Linked DNA regions of Homo sapiens: region 2 is linked to region 1. The links are chromatin contacts, found by Hi-C in ENCODE. All regions are on one chromosome and are shown on one strand. The core of a region is the stretch at or near the end of the contact, and the rest is flanking DNA. Distances in the headings are between cores, read along the strand shown. Region 1 holds the start of OR5I1 (olfactory receptor family 5 subfamily I member 1). Region 2 holds the start of OR5F1 (olfactory receptor family 5 subfamily F member 1).

The links. A loop is a pair of places that touch in the nucleus more often than their neighbours do.
Region 2: a loop to region 1 is called in a map of CD8-positive, alpha-beta T cell, with 4 times the contacts of the local background. The contact joins the promoter of OR5F1 here to the promoter of OR5I1 in region 1. A Hi-C loop is called at or near these places in 1 of 168 maps with a recorded cell type or tissue (CD8-positive, alpha-beta T cell).

The regions. Positions count from the first base shown.
Region 1 is chr11:55,933,515-55,939,621 of GRCh38, forward strand. OR5I1 (olfactory receptor family 5 subfamily I member 1) reads right to left here and starts at 2,886. Exons shown (of 1, transcript NM_006637.1): 1 at 1,942-2,886. The coding sequence starts at 2,886. The coding sequence ends at 1,942.
Region 2 is chr11:55,991,437-55,997,523 of GRCh38, forward strand. OR5F1 (olfactory receptor family 5 subfamily F member 1) reads right to left here and starts at 3,189. Exons shown (of 1, transcript NM_003697.1): 1 at 2,245-3,189. The coding sequence starts at 3,189. The coding sequence ends at 2,245. RefSeq lists a silencer at 504-646.

The DNA of each region.
Region 1 (6,107 bases), core at 1,636-4,135:
GAATCAACCTCTGATAGCTTAAATTATTTCTTCTATGGTGTCCTCACCTCTCTCAGCCTTCACAGAATTGAAGAGAGTTAGGGCTTTGCTCTGGATTAGGTTTTGGATTAATGGATTGTTGTGGTTGTTTTGATCTTCAAGCCAGACCACTGAAATTTTCCCCATATCAGCAATAAGAGTGTTTTATTTCTTATCACTCATGTTCACTGAAGTGGCATTTTAAATTTCCTTCAAGAATTTATCTTTCTATTCACAATGTGGCAGTTATCCTGGCACAGGTTTTCAGCCTAACTTGTCTTTTGCCATGCTTTCCTCACTAAGCTTCGTTATTTCTAACTCTTTATTTAATGTGAGAGATGTGCAATACTTCCTTTTGCTTGAACATTTAAAGGCCGTTGCAAGGTTAATTGCAACTTGTCTACTTTTGATATAGTTGTGTCTCAGGAAATAGGGAGGCCAAAGGAAAGGGAGAGAGCCAGAAGGTCAGTTGGCAGAGCAGTCAGAATGTATATAACATTTATCAATTAAGTTCACTGTCTTTTATGGGTACAGTCCATTGTGCCCCTAAATAATGATAATAGTAACATCAAAGATCACTGATCACAGATCTTCACAATAGATAAAATAATAATGTAAAGATTGAGACATTGTAAGAATTACCAAAATGTGACACAGAGACATGATATGAGAACATAATGTTGGAAAACTGGTGCCAGTAGACTTGCTTAACACAGTGTGGTCCTGAACTTTTAATTTGTGAAGAAAAAAACAATATCTGTGAAATGAAATAAAATGATACATGCTTGCATAACTGTAAACTTTCATATTTCCATTTCATAGCTTGTAAACAGTTATCATACATAATAATGATTTGCAGCACACAATATTAGTTACAGAAATACATTTTGTAATAATACACATACTTCTACACATCCTTCAATTAGAATTTTCAAACACACATTTCATGCATGGTTTTCTACCACAGTACTGGATTGATCTCCCTATGAGGATACAATTACGATAGTGTAATAAATTAGAGATAGTATTCTTTTTCTGAGATTCCAGCAAAGAACGTTCCTCACATTCAGTAACACATTGGTGTATTTAAAAACAAGAGATAGTAAAACAAATATTTTGCATTGCAATTAACCTATATTGCTCAAGCCACTAAGAAAATGTTTCCAAATTGCTTTATGATACATTGGATGTAGAAAGTTATCAACATGTTATCACCTGCATTTTAAAAAATATTATTTGGCTTTTTATGATTGCTTTTCTAACATTCTAGCCTCTATCATCTTATTTTATTACATGCATTTTAATTAGTGTGAGATATTATAAAAACATATCTTATAACAAACATGTAAGTGTATATAATGTCCAGGCACTATTCTCAGCTCTTAACTGTATTAACTCTGTTCACCATCAAACAATCAATAGCATATGTGCAATATTCATCCCATTTTACAGATAAATGAGGCATAGAAAAATTAAGCAACTCATTCAATATGCCACTCACTAGCCAAGTATAGATCTGGCATATAAATCAAAGCAATCTGACTTATTTTCTTATCCAGTTATCCAGTAATCTACACTTATAACTGAGATATTCTACAGATAGATACGCACATGTACATGCATGCATACTTTTCTGAAATATTTACTATATCCCTTAAGATGGCTTGATGAAATTGATTTTAGCATAAATCTCAAGCTAGTAATAACTGAAAAGTAGTATAACTAGCATTTAGCAGGAACTTTGAAACTTTTAAATGATTTTAAAAATATTTTAGGACTATGAAATTCATTTGGCTGCATTAAACAAAGTGCTTGATAAAATCCCTAGTGTGAGAGGTTGTGTGTGTGTACAGGTAAGGTTGTTGTAAGTTCCCAATTACAGTATGTGATTGAGAAATTAGATGTATCTTGAGATGCTTTATCTCATGAAGAATCTACCTTTGATCTTAGAACTTTCTCAGCTGCATCCTTTACATCTTTATTTCTCAAACTATAAATCAACGGATTCAGCACTGGAATGAAAATGGTGTAGAACACTGAGATAATTTTATCAGTGTTTGGAGAATACAGGTAGCTGGGCCGTGAGTAAATAAAGAGGAGAGTCCCTTGGTAGATCGTCACTGAAGTCAGGTGAGAGGCGCATGTAGAAAAGGTCTTCTTCCTCCCACTGAAAGAGCGGATCTTTAAGACTGAGAGAAGAATGAAAAAGTAGGAGATGATGATGATGATAAAACAAATGATTTCCACTGAGCTGCCGTATGTGGAGAGGAGCCACTCATTAATTGTTGTGTCAGTGCAGGATAGTTTAAGCAGGGGAGGGAGGTCACAGAAAAAATGATTAATAACATTTTTGTCACAATATTTCAGAATAAAGGCAAAGGATGTGTGAACCAGGGAACTCATGTTGCCTCCAAGGTATGACAAGACAATCAACCGCATACAGATGCCCCTAGACATCACAACTGTGTACAATAAAGGGTTACAGATGGCGACATAGCGATCATAGGCCATGGCGGCCAGGATGAAGGATTCTGTATCTGCAAAAGTACAGAAAAAATAAAACTGCAGGGCACACCCATAATAGGAAATAGATTTGTTCTCCGAGAGGAAATTGACCAGCATTTTGGGAACAATGTCTGAGAAATAGCAAAGGTCTACAAATGATAGGTTGCTAAGGAAAAAATACATGGGGGTTTGAAGGTGAGGATCAATCCTGATCAACAGCATCAATCCAATGTTCCCTATCAGAATTATAGCATACAATGTCAGAAACATGAGGAACAGGACAATCTGCAGTTCAGGGCGAGTTGGAAAACCTAATAGAATAAACTCAGTGACCAACGTGTAGTTTCTATCTGTAAATTCCATCTTCTGTGTTGTTTTCCTTTTATGAGAATTTCTAATACCCTACAATGCTATAATGATGAAAAAAGAAAAATAATTAGATGTAATTATAAAGTTATTTTATTGTTTAAAAATAAATAAATGGCAATAAGATAAAGAAAGCAAGCTCAAACTTTTTTGAACTATAAACTCTGAGAAATATATTTCAGAATTTAGTAATATCATATTTCATGGTTGCAGGTTATATTTTATTTGATTACTATTTCTTCCATTGAACAGTTGACTTCCTATGTGCATGGATCATGTCTGATTTGGCTTACCATTTTGCACCCAAAATATTAAACAATTACTGGCCCAGAGTATTAAAAAAGTAATAAATTAATGAACAGACTGATGATCACATTAAGTAAAGAAAATATGTATATTATTAAAAATGGACTGACTTATAGAGTGTTCCTTTGAATAAGAATTTTAGAACATCTGCTTCTTGTTTTCAGGATTTGATAGATACCGGTATGCTGTGTCTCTTGACTGAGTAAATAGAGTGGTGTGATGAAATATGCCGGCTAATTTTTTTTTTACTGTAAAGCAGAAGCTTTAGCGAAATAAAAACAAATGTCAGTAAATACCAGCTCTGAGGATATTTTTGACAGAAAAGAGCTTAGTGTAATTCCATAAACCCTGTTCACATACTAAACTAAGCTGATAAAATTAGTTAACTACTTGTTTCAATACTTCTGGCATTTATCGAACTCCTTGGCTTCCTGGAAATGCTCATTAAACATTAGTGGACTGACCAAGTACAGTCAGCAAAACATTTAGTTATATGTTAACTTGCAATTAAATAACATTACTATATATGGCATCATCACTGATTAAATTTTATAAGTAAAGAACAATTGTTGCATTTATTGTTATGGTAGTATAATACAAAGTGTTGAGTCAGAAAAATCTGTTAAACACTGCTTCTGAGGTCTCAAAATACTTACAGAATTATAAAAATTTTTAACTTGACTTTGAAGTACAAATAATTTGATTTTGACCATGAAGGATAGACTTGGAAATACGTAAAAAACAAAACAACAACAAAAAAAAGCAAGCAAAGCATCAATCTCTAAAGTTCATGTTGAGAGGGCCAAGATGGGAATTAAAAATATTTGAGTCACTGCCTCATTTACATAATAGATATTATGACAATGACAGTGCTAAAGACAATTTATTTATCTCATGTAAGCAATAAAACTACCCAATGACATAAACACTGAGAAGCCTATTGATAATCAGAAGGGTTAATCACGTGCTCAAAGTGCTGCCTTATGTTATCACCTCAAAGCGTGTGAATGAGATGCAGCACTACAGCAGGACAGTGGTTATTCTCATTTTGCTTGTTTGAAAATAGTCAAGGTATTTAGACAATATAAGACATCACTTCGATTTAGGAGGAATTTGATTAGATGCCCATCTTGGCTGCATGGGGGCTGTGTGACCTTGTGCCACTTAATATAAATTATCCTAATCTATACTACAACAATGATAATAAATATCTCATAGTGTTTCTGTATGGATTAAATAGGGAAAATGTTCTGCCCCCCCTTTCTGTCCCTTTATCTACCTACTTATCTTTCCATGTGTCATTCTTTAGGGAGACTGACATACAGTAGATAACATCAAAAATTAGTTTTGATTGCCACGCTGCCATTTTATTCTTAGATTATGACTAGAGCTACCTGTCAAATTTTACTAACAATAATTGTCACCTGTATAATGCTTACTATGTGTAATGCAATATTCTTAACACTTCACCTATAACTCATTTAATTGTCACCAAAAAACTAACAAAATTACCATGGAGTTACTATCATTATGATCTTTTTCTTACAGATGAAGGAAACTAAGAAAGAGAGAATTTGAGATTTAGGATGTGATGGAAACAGGATTAGAACCCAAAATTCTGACTCCAAAGCCACATGATACACTGGTTCTCTATAAACAGGATTCTTTTTATTAGCTCCATATTTTGGATGAGAACATTAATGCTTAGGATAGTATCTCAAGGTCATTCAACATGTAGTTGACCAGTGCAATTCAAACTCAGGGGTGTATGAAATCAAAGCCCATGAAAGCAAGCATGAGGACGGGGAGAATATTAACAGTATGACCATTCTATGGTTCGCATACTTCCCAAAAATGTGGGGCATGTATTCTTGGCAACTTCACATTGGTCATTCCTTCTGATAGTCAAAAAATTCTATTTAGAGAAATATTAAAAGGAAGAGAAGAGGCATGAGGATAGTGGTAGGAAAAGACAGTGATTCTTGGATTCTTCTTTTTAAAAGGGAATTAACAAATAAATCTTACTAACATACTATGATTCAATAAGTTCTTTCCAAACATAACAAAACAATCTTATGTTATAAAATAAGTTAATTCAAGTTATAAGGTAGGTAGATATGCTTTGGTTCTCCTATCAGTAACAAAAGGCTTATTTAAACAAAAGACATTTTAGACCCTGTGGAAGCTATATCAGAAAGGGTGATAAAAGATAGATTACCTTGTCAGTACAATATTGAATGATAAATGTACTTTCAAAACTATTTGTACTCAAATCAGTGGTTCTTGCTCTCAGACCAACAAAAGTTGATTTTTTTTTTTTTTGCACGATTAAAGCCAGTCCAATAACCGCAGAAGCTACTTACTGAGGAAGGAACTGTTGCAAGTTGCTTAAGGGAATAATTTCACCAATACAACCAAGGGCTTTTACATGAATTCTTATGTCACTGGGGACCTAGTAATTGAAGGATTCCAAGCATGTTAATTTCTGAGAGACTCCTAGAGAATAGTTACTAGGCTTATTGCCAATGTAAATATTTTCTCTAGAAACACATTCATAATTTTCATGGAAATGCTGTTGTGTTAATTTGAAGAGGTAATTTTCATTTTCAGTAATATCGAGGAGGTTGTTTTTAACACTTGGCATTCTACAAAGGACCGTCTTTATTGTGGAGGTTCTTTACAAATAGTTCAAATATTTAAAACTGTAACTACTGCCATTTAAATTTCTCAAAAACCACATGGAAACTCTAAAAATATTATTTATGATTACTAGTACTGAAAATTAATGAATTATTTTTGTGGCATTGAAAGCTTCTGTAGAGCTTAGTATCACCAGATGTTTTCTGACAAGACAGAGGACTTTATAACACCTGGTACCAAAATGTATCAGGACAATGGCAAGGTCATCTCAG
Region 2 (6,087 bases), core at 1,939-4,438, 58 kb after region 1:
TCAACCATTGTGGAAGTCAGTGTGGCGATTCCTCAGGGATCTAGAACTGGAAGTACCATTTGACGCAGTCATCCCATTACTGGGTAAAATCATGCTGCTATAAAGACACATGCACACGTATGTTTATTGCGGCATTATTCACAATAGCAAAGACTTGGAACCAACCCAAATGTCCAACAACGATAGACTGGATTAAGAAAATGTGGCACATATACACCATGGAATACTATGCAGCCATAAAAAATGATGAGTTCATGTCCTTTGTAGGGACATGGATGAAATTGGAAGTCATCATTCTCAGTAAACTATCGCAAGAACAAAAAACTGAACACCGCATATTCTCACTCATAGGTGGGAATTGAACAATGAAATCACATGGACACAGGAAGGGGAATATCACACTCTGGGGACTGTTGTGGGCTAGGGGGAGGGGGGAGGTGGGAGGGACAGCATTGGGAGATATACCTAATGCTAGACAACGAGTTAGTGGGTGCAGCGCACCAGCATGGCACATGTATACATATGTAACTAACCTGCACAATGTGCACATGTACCCTAAAACTTTAATTAAAAAAAAAAAAGTACACATTCAATGAATTAAAAACTAAGCAAAATCACCAAGTGATAAGAGCTCTTGATTTTAAAATATTTGTAGACTTTGTGAGTTTAGACATAAGAGACTTGAATTAGAGGGTAGGGAGCATAGCTCAAAACACGTCTAAAGCTCCGAATCTCAAAATAACTGGATTTCATCTCCCAAACATTGTTTCTAAGTTCTACATCAAAAGAAATATAAGCATTTACTTGTACAATATTTTAGTCCCATATGTAATTCCATTAAATCATACCAGTACAGGGGAGGCAGAGATAATACAGCGGTCAGCTGGTATGGAAACCATAGGTGAGCTGCTTAGTGGACAGGGCTCCAGGGCCCGGTAACCACTGTGGTCCAGTAAGGTGAGAGAATAATCTGTAGGTGCATAGACAACACCAAATTATTCATGAACATCTATCTGGCCAAATTCACCCAAATGAACCATTGAGGGAAATAAGATGGTGGAGTTGGGCAACATTTTGTGACAGGCCATAGTGTCTGCTGTGCCCACATCCCAGATGATGTGAACATCGCCACTTCTATCAGGTGCAAATTCACTGACAAGGTCAAGAGCAAGAGCCATGGGGAATTTCCCTCCATAAAAGTGTCTGTCTCCTTACCAAGTCACAGCCCCAACTCAGCTTCTTTCAGAGTTCTACCAAGGCAACTTCCTGTTTATCTCCACATTATTAATGCCTACATTTAATACAAATACCATTTTCAATTAATACGTCATTGCAATTGAGAAAAGACTTTTGTGAACGGAAATTCCAAGAACTTATTTTGAAGAATATTTGTCAGATTCATTCACCGAATATTAATCTATCACTTGCAACTATGCAATGATTAAAATCTTTGCAGCACTTGAACATGTGTGCATGTGTCTTTCTGAATGTGTGTCTGTCTCAAGGAAAGAGGGAGGGACAGGGCTAGAAAATTTGGAGCAGAATGAAAGAGAATAAAAGAATAGCTGTAATTGATGCATACTAATTAGAGTTTTCTTGATAGCACATTTTTGCAGAAACTCTCACATTCTTTAAATACACTCATGCATGTGTGTGTGTGTGTGTGTGTGTGTGAGAGAGAGAGAGAGAAAGACAGACAGGCAGAGAGAGAGAGAGAGAGAGAGGAGGTAAAAAAAGCAGAGTTTAGAATTCCTATTAAAACTATAGTCCTAAAATTTGATTTTATTCCCCCAAGAAGTAGTTCAGTGAATACAAAGGAGAAATATATATTAAACTTATAGCATTTCTCACCTATGTGATATTTAACAATCCCTTAAAAATCATAAATGGTGAAAAATAATGCATAAGAAAAAAAGAATGGATAATAGAAATTATTTTATATTTCCAGTTTCATGTATCATTGTGGCTTTGGTCTGTGAACATATATTCCATTTGATTTCTAGATGAAATTTCATTTAAAAATATTCATTATTTTGGAGAACCTAACAAAGATATATAGAATCATAGTAAAGTCAACATGCCATGATCTTGAATCAGTTTGGTAACTTTCTTTATCCCTAACTGGATACAACTATTAACAGAATGTGTTTACTGAGAAAATATTCTAATAAAAAAATGTAGATATAAACTAGACTTTGAAAGTAACTAAAATATGCTCTTTAGTTGAGATTTTTAGCCAAACAATCACAGAAAGGAAGAGGTCCTTTTCCTGCTAATTACATTCGCTAAAGCCTTCTTTACTTCCTTACTCCTGAGGCTGTAGATCAGAGGATTCAACATGGGAATCACCACTGTGTAGAACACAGAAGCCACTTTGTCCTGATTCAGGGAGTAGCTGGAACTAGGTCTCAGGTAAGTATAGATGCAGGTGGCATAGAACAGAATTATGGCTGTCAGGTGAGAGGCACACGTGGAGAAAGCTCTGTGCCTCCCCTCCCCCGAATGCATAGAAAAAATGGAGAAGAGAACGTAGGAGTAGGAGGAGAGGATGACAAGCAGAGTCCCCACAATATTCACACCAGCCAAAATAGAACTTATGCTTTCTTTCAGGATTGTGTCAGAACAAGAGAGCTTGAAAAGTGGGGGACTGTCACAGAAGAAGTGATGGATGACATTGGAGTCACAGAATGACAAGCTGCTGACATGGCTTGTGTTGACCATGAAGTTCAGCAACCCTGCAGCAAAAGCCCCGGCTGCCATTTTTAGGTAGACGGTCCTGGACATGATCAAGGAGTAAAGCAGCGGGCGACATATGGCCGCATACCTGTCATAGGCCATTAACCCAAAGAGGATGCATTCGGTTGTCGCCAGGGAGATAAAGAAGTACATCTGTAGGAAGCAGCCAGCAAAAGAGATGGTTTTCTTCTCTGATAATAAATCTGCCAGCATCTTTGGGGTGATGGTAGTTGAGTTACAAACGTCCACAAAGGACAGGTTAGCCAGGAAGAAATACATGGGTGTGTGAAGCTGGGAATCGATCCTGATTAAGAGGATCATCCCGAGATTTCCCAGTACTGTAAGTGTATAAATCACAAGAAAAAACAAAAAGAGGATAATCTGTAGCTCCAGCGTGTCTGCTAATCCCAATAGGACGAACTCAGTCAGTGAGGTATAATTTTTTCTGGTCATTTATGAGAAATATATTTTGTGTAAACTTTGTATTAGTTGCACATATTTTCCTCTCTAAAAGTTTACAAAAAAAAAAAAAAAGAAGTGTTAATAGGACAGTCACATATGGCAAATAAATAAACAAAAACCCAGAATAATATGTCATAATTACTGAAGTAAGAGGAATATTAGAGGACCCATGGGTAAGCATTTACATGTAATAAACAATTGATTGTATTGAATTGGAGTTGTAGGCTTCTCAAATCACTGGCTGAAGTCCACATACTCTATTTCTGTGAATACAAATACTTTGTTCTATTGTTTCTATACTAGCCCACATCCAAAATGTAAAATAATAAAAATATTCTTGCTAAAATTTCTCCCATTCTCAGAGCAGGTATGTGAATTTAACTCAATGCATTCTTTTTTAATTTTCTCAAAATCACTCTGTACATTCTTCAACTCCAAAATTCATACTTTATCTCTTGAGAATGGCTTATGTGTAGCCCTAAGCAGCAAAAAGAGTGACCATTTCAAATAATCAATATTTTCACATCTATTGTATCCTTAAAAATAATTTAGTGATGTTTTAAAAGTAAACCAAATGATTGTTATACTACAATGTCCATTATCAAGTTAATTCCAAGAAGCAGCCGACAGGGTACCTATCCACCTTACTTAATAACATTACCAAATCTTTAAAACTTCCTCCCCAGATGGCTACTTACCTAAGTAAGTAACTATTATTTTTTTTTTATCAGAGGTTCTTAGTTGGAGCTTAAAAATAAAAGAAGAAAATTTAATTTAAAAAATGCAGTGGAAAATTGAATTATCTATTGGTAAAATCTTAAGATGCCTTATGATTAAATACTTGTTACTGCACTTGTATTTTGTTTTTCTCCAAGAAGACAGGGTAACCATGGGGAGTAGATTATAGCTATTAATTGCAGAGTCAATTCTCTACAGGCAGGAGCTCTGTCTCAAAACAATATTAAATATAATATGATCACATAGAGATGTATGGAATCAGACATTATGAAAGTCTTACATCATAAAGTGGTTTGTGACCTCTGGAAAATAATTGTCTATCTACACTGACTCTCTCTGTGTCTGTATTTTTAGCTTATTCTAAGTGCGTGACTAAACTATCGTTCTCCCCCTGTGCCATTTTAGTATGTGGGTGCACCCCTCTTTTTTTCGGTGTGACTTAAAATTCAGCTATTTTCCTGTATAAAGGTAGTGAGAAAGGGTAGTTAATAAATATCTATTGTATGATTTTTAAAGAAATCCTATAACCTGAGCAAATAGCACAATAGATTTAAAAATTATTATATATTTATGATTTTGAAATTGTGTTGGTTTTTGCCGTTACTATTTGTGATTCTTATCCTGCAAAGACATGAAGCTATAGATTTTCTAGATCTAAATTCAAAAAGAAGACAACGTAAAATATACTACATTGGGTATTCAAATGCAAAGAGAGTCTATTTGCATAGGGAACTCATAATGCAGCAATTGCTATGTTAATTATTTTGTTTAAATTCTCAATTACTTCTCTCAACCAGTCTTTCAGGTTGACATTATTATTCGCACATTTTATAGATGAAAAAAGTAAGGCTTTAATCTGTTAAACAACTTCCCCAAAGATAAACTGTTGGTAAGTAGAGGAATAAACTTGAACACAATCTTCAACATAAAGAACTAATACCTAGCTCGCTATTTCCTATCATGCTCCATTTTAGCTTATATGTGTATATATATGTGTGTATGTTTACGTGTATGTGTATATGTAGCGTGTGTGTATGTATATCTCATAGTGAATCTAATCCTCCAATCTTCAAAGCACGTAGGAGACATCAGCATCTAAAGGGAGGCCTCTAACATAATGCAAGAAATTTGTTAAAAAGTTGACTTTTAAAGATCTCACCATCATGTCTGATATGGTTTGGCTGTGTCCCTACCCAAATCTCATCTTGAATTGTAGTTTCCATAATCCTCACATGTCATAGGAGGGACACCATGGGAGGTAATTGAATCATGGGAGTGGTTACCCTAATGCTGTTCTTTTGTGATAGTGAGTGAGTTCCCATGAGATCTGATGGTTTTATAAGGGACTTTTCACTCTGTTGCTCATTCTACTTCTCCTTGCTGCTGCCATGTGAAGAAGAATATGTTTGCTTCCCCTTCTGCCATGATTGTAAGTTCCCTGAGGCCTCTCCAGCCATGCTTAACTGTGATTCAATTGAACTTCTTTCCTTTATAAATTACCCCATCTTAGGTACATCTTTATTAGCAGTGTGAGAATGGACTAATACAATGCCATCAAGACCTATGCCATGATTGATTATTACCTATTATATTTTCAATATTTATCTGCTTATGTATGTAAGAATACATAACTTAAGGAATGAAAGTATGTGAAATAATTTTTACTGGAGAAACTCAACTGTGAATTGAAAGAGATGGAGGAAAAACAATATATTCTCAATTCATGAATTTTGTTAGAATCAAGGAGAGAAGATAATACTATGAAAAAAGAAGAGATTGATGTTATCAAACCTTAAAAAAGCAAAGACTGAAAAAGTAGAATGAACTGGAAGTTTTAATTTAAAGTTTTGAAAGGAGTTTATTCAGGAAGAAGCAGAAAGAACAATGAATAAAAATACTTTAATTCATGAATGTTTAAATGGGGACAATACGGCCTTAGAAACCATTAATTTCTTAAAGCCATTGTGGTATAGCTTTCCTACAAAAAACTTTCATTTTTTTTCTTTTTTTAAATTATTATTATACTTTAAGTTTTAGGGTACATGTGCACAACGTGCAGGTTTGTTACATATGTATACATGTGCCATGTTGGTGTGCTGCACCCATTAACTCGTCATTTAGCATTAGGTATATCTCCTAATGCTATCCCTC